Regions from separate parts of the Mus musculus genome. Here region 2 is linked to region 1. Evidence: chromatin loops called from intact Hi-C (ENCODE). Cell type or tissue: left cerebral cortex. All regions are shown on one strand. Each heading gives the region's core, and the rest is flanking DNA. Links, peaks and the distances in the headings are about the cores only. Region 1 overlaps Sfta3-ps (surfactant associated 3, pseudogene). Region 2 has its middle 22 kb from the start of Gm22296.

Region 1 (2,920 bases), core at 194-2,693:
GCTAGTGCTAACTAGCTACAACTTCTGGCTGGCTAGCCAGAGGCAGGGATGCCTGCATGCTTTTGACTCAGGGTTGCATTTTTCCCCCCAGCAAAGTCATGAGATGAAATAAGCTGCCAGTCTTCTGCCCTCCCACCTCCTGTCTTCCCCTACACAGGCCTGCAGACCTTGAGGCACCAAGGAGTGGCCAGGTCTGGAGAGACAATTAATCCTCTGAAGTAGCCTGCCTCTGCAAGCCTATTTAGAAACCTGGTTCTCCGGGAAAGATCTATGGGGGCTCTAACAACTTTCTGGCCTAGACAGGATAGTCAGCTCAGTAAATATTGTCTGGGTATCTTGAGTTAGGGCATAACAGGCGGCTAGCTCAGAGGATTGTTAAGGCAATTCTCAGGTTTACATCCCAGTGTTCACGGTATGTATGCGGTGTATGTGGGAGATGAGGTAAATCAGTAGCATGCAGATCAAATAAGCCTGTGTCTCTAGCACTTTGGAAACCTCAAGCAACATCTTTGAGAAGTGGGAATTGAAAGAAGGTGGTATTTCTGGGTGATTTCTCACAGAATCATTTCAGGCACAGTAAGTGGCAGGGTGGGGGTTGTGTGTGGGGGGACTCAAGGCTTTCTTCCCATTATATGCAGGATAATTTCTCACAGTTTGGAAATAAATTTTAACAGCAATCACCCAATGTCCTAGAAGTGAGACACTCCATCAACAACCTCTGCTCCTGATAACTGAGTGCTAACTAGCAAAGACAAGATTTTCTAGAACACGGAAGGACATGATGGGCAGGGTTTGCCTTGTTCACTCTTCACCAACAGTAAGGCAGACAGGCGCTCTTATTTCCACGACTATGTTTAGACCCACACAAAGTGACCCTTTGATATCAATAGAATGCAGAAATGTTTCTTGTTTCGATTTTCCTTGCTAAGTGGAAGTATTCTTACCAACTCATCTATGACTAGACATTGCCAGTCCAGTAAGATGTCTTGTGCACAGATATGTCTCAGGCACCTTGCTAATGAATGATGTTAACATCTCTGAGCACAAAGCAGTCTTCTAGAGTTTCACATGACAAGAAATAAACATCCCAGCTGAAAATGGGCCAAAATAAGGAATTTTTGTTTCTCTTTAAGGGAAACTAGGCTTCATCTGGTGTCTTGAGGTAATAGATACATTCAATTTTCGTCTATCTAACTAATATGTTCTGTAACATTCAGTTCTGTATTTGAGTTTCATTTTTAGAAAATCTTTTGAATAGGCATGTAAAATCATACACACATAAATAAAAACATCCACTTTTCACATTTATACCTACATCACATTTATACCTACATACGGAGTAGGTAGAAACAGATGTTTCCAATCGGGGGAAAGGAGTCATTTACCAAGTCCTAACACTGACAATGTTTTTGTTTCTGTTTTTATTTATCTTTCAGGCACGACACAGCAGCAATAAACTTACATTGGAAACTCCTACCCCCAACCAAAAAGACATTAAAATAGGAAAATGTTATCCAAAATTATGCAAGAAGCCATAACAATAAAGGGGATAAATGTCTAGGAAGCAGAAATAAAATGGGAACTTATCAAATGAGGACAGAGACCAGGGGTGCACCTAGATACTCTCCAAGTTGGCATTAGGTCACTATCAAGAAGAAATGCAGCCACCACTTCAGCTGTGGTTTCAGATGTGGCAAGCCTTGTGCTGTCTCGCTGACCTAGCTCTTCTTCCATTCCTTTAAGACATCATCATTAAAGAAAGTTCAGAAATGCAAATGTGTGGGGTGGAGGTGAGGGTTCATGCCGCCCTTGACTCAGCCCTTCAATAAAATACATACTTTACTTTCACCCATACCAATTCCTTGGGATGCTGAGAGGGTAACTGCAGAGAGGCCACACCTTCCAAAAGCCACCCACTTGAAGAGACACCAGAAAACTTTTTGTTGAGGCAGGATCCCAAACTGGGTGCCACTGAAGGTGAGCTGAAGCCCCAGAGACACAATGGTACAGTGAAGCACACACAACCAGTAAAGTAGCAAGGACCGATGAAGGTGGCTCCAGGCATCTGGGAACAAGCTGAGCAAGGAAAACACCACCTCCATCCCTTCCAATACCCTTAGGCCATGTCTTTTCGTTTGAAACAAGCTTCTAAATAGCGGAAGGATCATGTTATCTCAGATTCACATTTCCCAAAGGACTTCCCAACTAATAAAACCGTCTGCTCGCCCGGCTTCGCTCTAATAACTGGGGAGGGATGCGAAGGAGGAGAAACTATGCTAGCCGATTCGTCTTCAACTCCTTGCTTATAAAAACTGAACACCTGCCTGGTTGACTTTAGCTCATCAGGCAGTAGCCATTTAGCCTATATCAGCATGGTTCACACAGATTCTGTATCCCTCTCCCCCCACCCCCCATCTTAAATTGGCCGGCTTTTAAGATAAAGACATAATAGAGAAAGCATTGACCTTACCTGGTCCCTAATGAGTTGGAAGTCAGAAAACCTCTCTCTCCTTCCTCTTATCTGGGATCGCCTGAGAAGAGACTCAGGTCTTGAGACAGCTTCTCAGTCCTCATCGCTGCCCAGATTCCGGGCAGCCCGAAGAGTGTGCGGCCTCGAAAGTCTGCGAATCTTCCTGGGCTTTCAAAATCAAAACCAGATCCAAACATCGCCAATGGAGCTCCCAGTCCAGATCACTTAAAAATCTCTTGGAAGACTCTCAAGCAAGTCCATCCCTACGAAAGGCCAAGCACTAAGCAGTGGCACGGAGCGCTGTCTCCTCGAGGCCCTGATAGCCCCGCAGACGTGAACGCCGGTCTCGCTAACTGGACCCAGACACCGCTTACCTTGTTTTCGCGGGCTCCAAGCTATCTCCACCTGGCTAGGCCCTATCTCCAGTGTATTCCCACAAACTGTGACATT
Region 2 (2,920 bases), core at 93-2,592, 640 kb before region 1:
AGTGCCATTACTCACCAAAATAGTTCACTAACCCCTTAATTCTCTTTTAAATCCAAGTTCATAGAATAGTAGTCAACGACATTATTAGCAACAGACGAACATAATTTTAATAATTCTAGGAATTGGCACTGGAGAGATGGCTGTGTGGTTAAGGGTACTTGCCGCTCTGCTAGAAGATCTAGGTTCCGTTCTCATCCCTTACGTGTCTGTTCACAACTGTCTATATATCTCTAGTACTAGGGCATCCATCACCCTCTTCTGGTCTCTGGAATCACGTGCACACTTGGTGCACAAATCTCTTTGCAGGCATGTGCAAATAAGTCTTGTAAAAGATTTCAGGATATGATTTTTATGATTATGCTTATGATTCTTAGGTGGTAGACAGAACCTGAAAGAGGGCGGTCCTGCGCCTCCTCAGTCAGCGAGGAGAAAAGCTGACGGGCTGAGGTGTACCTCCGGGCATTTTTTTCTTTATTTACATTTCAAATGTTTTCCCCTTTCCAGGTCTCCCCTTCGGAAACCCCCTATCCCATCTCACCTCCCTCCTGCCTCCATGAGGGTGTACCCCCACCCTTCCACCCACTCACTCCCATCTTCCCGCCCTGGCATTCCCCTACAATGGAGCATTGAACACCCTCAGGCTCGAGGGCCTCTCCTCCCACCGATGTTCAACAAGGCCATCCTATGCCCCATATGTGGCTAGCACCATGGGTCGCTCCATGTGTATTCTTTGGTTGGTGGTCTAGTCTGTTGTTCCCTCCATGGGGCTGCAAACTCCCTTAGTTCCTTCAGTCCCTTCTCCAACTCCTCCACCCCGGACCTCGGAGCTCAGTCCAATGGTTGGTTGCGAGCTTCTTCCTCTGTTTTTGTCAGGCTCTGGAAGAGCCTCTTAGGAGATAGCCTTATCAGATTTCTATCAGCAAGCACTTCCCAGCATCCACAATAACATTTGGGTTTGGTAACTGTATATGGCATGGATCCCCAGGTGGGGTAGTCTCTAGATGGCCTTTCCTTTAGTCTCTGCTCCACACTTTGTTTCTATATTTCATCCTGTGACAGAGAAAGTTGTTAGAGGAGAATAACTATCTTCAAATTTTGCATTACATACAATTGTAGTTCCAAAATAATTTATTAGATGTCCACATGAACAAGTAACTCAGGGCTTTGTGCTTGTTCATGTGGACACCTAATATATTATTTTGGAACTACAACTGTACGTAATACAAAATTTGAAGACAGTTATTCTCCTCTAACAGTTTTCTCTGTGTTAGGCATGACGTCTCTGTTCACTTTCACATTGTGTAGATTTGTTTGTAATATTTAAAAACAAGCTTAAAAGGGAACTTTTTAAACTTTAGATTTTTAGAAGTTAGAGTTACCTTAAATTTTGGGGCTTGAATTCCATTTTGTCAGTTGGAGAACATAATGGTAAATGCAGTACAGCCATGTGTGAACTACATAGACCATGTGCACCAGTGAATTCTGCAGTATTTTTATTTTTATTTATTTTTATTTTATTTTTTAACTGCAGTGGCTAACAGTAGTCACCAGCAGAGGGCACTTTGGGCTCTTATGTTACAATGCCAGGTAGTTTATATAGTAGAAAGGACATATCTGACATCTCTCAATTTCCTGTCATTTCCTGGATCAGTTTACGAACCCTGGGACTGAGGAGGGATTGGTCACCCGAAAACCCCTGGGCACTTGTCATCTCAGTCTGGAGGATGAGTGAGAGACGTTCCTGGACAAGTGAATGGGAGGAGGCTGGAACGTCGCTGGGTTTTCTCACCCATTCAGCCGGTTCCCAGTGCCAGATGTTCTCCCAGCCATCTGGAATGGAGTCCAGGGATAAAGGCGTTTGCTTTTACAGAGGTCTAACTCAGTAGATAGGAAGAAAACCCCAAAATGAAGCTAGAGAGCCAACACTAAGGAAGCCTTTGGGTGAACAAGGGCAGAGTTTTTCAAACCGTTTGATTGGTTCCTCTATCCTTATAAGTACACCTTCATGCATACATACATGCACCATACACACGTATTAAGCAAATCCTCGCATGCTATATTTACCCTAATTGTATTTGTTGGTTCTCTAAAGGATCAGAAGTTACAGAATGAATTTTTGCTTTTGCAGGCAAAAAATGCAGACTCCTTCTTCCACGTCCTTTCATATGGGCTGCCACTGGGCACGGGCAGATTTAGGGTCTGTCTCCCTGCTTGAAATAATAGGATTAAGAAAATCCCTCACAGGTGTGCCCAACATACTGGTTTTAACTGAACCCAAACGTAGTCGGGTTAACTAAGATTATACATCGCACTTACAACGTGTGATAAAGGTGTGTGTAGTTTTAAAATTGTTAAGGGAAGTATAGAGAATGAATCAAGCTGAGTGTGGTGGCTCAATGCCTACAATCCTGGCCCCTGGGAGGCTGAGGCAGGAACATCAATATTTCAAGACCAGCCTGTGCTGTAATATAAGAGCCCATTTAATAGACAAATAAACAGAAATAAAAAATAAAAATAAAATAAATTTAATTATAAAATATTTGTTATAAGATATTTATTCTTATATAACATTTTAAAAAGAGAATTATATTTTAGTTTTTACTCCCTACAAGAGGATAAACTTCCAGTGACTAAAATGATGAAGAAAGACTTTCAGGTCAGGACAGGTAAATACTATTTTTTTAGCCCCGTGTCTGAGACCAACAGATGGTAGGTAGCTGCACTGTGTTATTTTAGAAACAGCAGCAATTTTAAATGATAACACTTTGTTTTGAAGTCTATAACTATAACCTCAGTATGAGGTATTATTTCTTGCTAAATCTCTACCGGTTCTTTTTTTTTTTTTTTTTTTTTCTGAGACAGGGTTTCGCTGTGTAGCCCTGACTGTCCTGGAACTCACTCTGTAGACCAGGCTGACCTC

The links. Hi-C counts contacts between places; a loop is a spot of excess contacts. Peaks named below come from ENCODE experiments on the same cell type or tissue, not always from the same donor. Only the 100,000 strongest peaks of a DNase experiment are listed, where the experiment ranks them.
Region 2: a loop joins it to region 1, with 4 times the contacts of the local background. A loop is called at or near these places in 2 of 42 quality-filtered maps.

The regions. Positions count from the first base shown.
Region 1 is chr12:56,526,338-56,529,257 of GRCm38, forward strand. Sfta3-ps (surfactant associated 3, pseudogene) reads right to left here. Exons shown (of 7, transcript NR_045082.1): 1 at 2,471-2,920. Among named protein-coding and RNA genes, the nearest start is that of Sfta3-ps, 1.6 kb to the right of the region's middle. In left cerebral cortex, for the core only: no CTCF peak of the experiment used is centred there; no DNase peak of the experiment used is centred there.
Region 2 is chr12:55,887,174-55,890,093 of GRCm38, forward strand. No RefSeq gene overlaps it. Among named protein-coding and RNA genes, the nearest start is that of Gm22296, 22 kb to the right of the region's middle. In left cerebral cortex, for the core only: a CTCF peak has its summit at 1,556 (motif pointing right); a DNase peak (open chromatin) is centred at 1,571; H3K4me3 peaks cover 221 bases.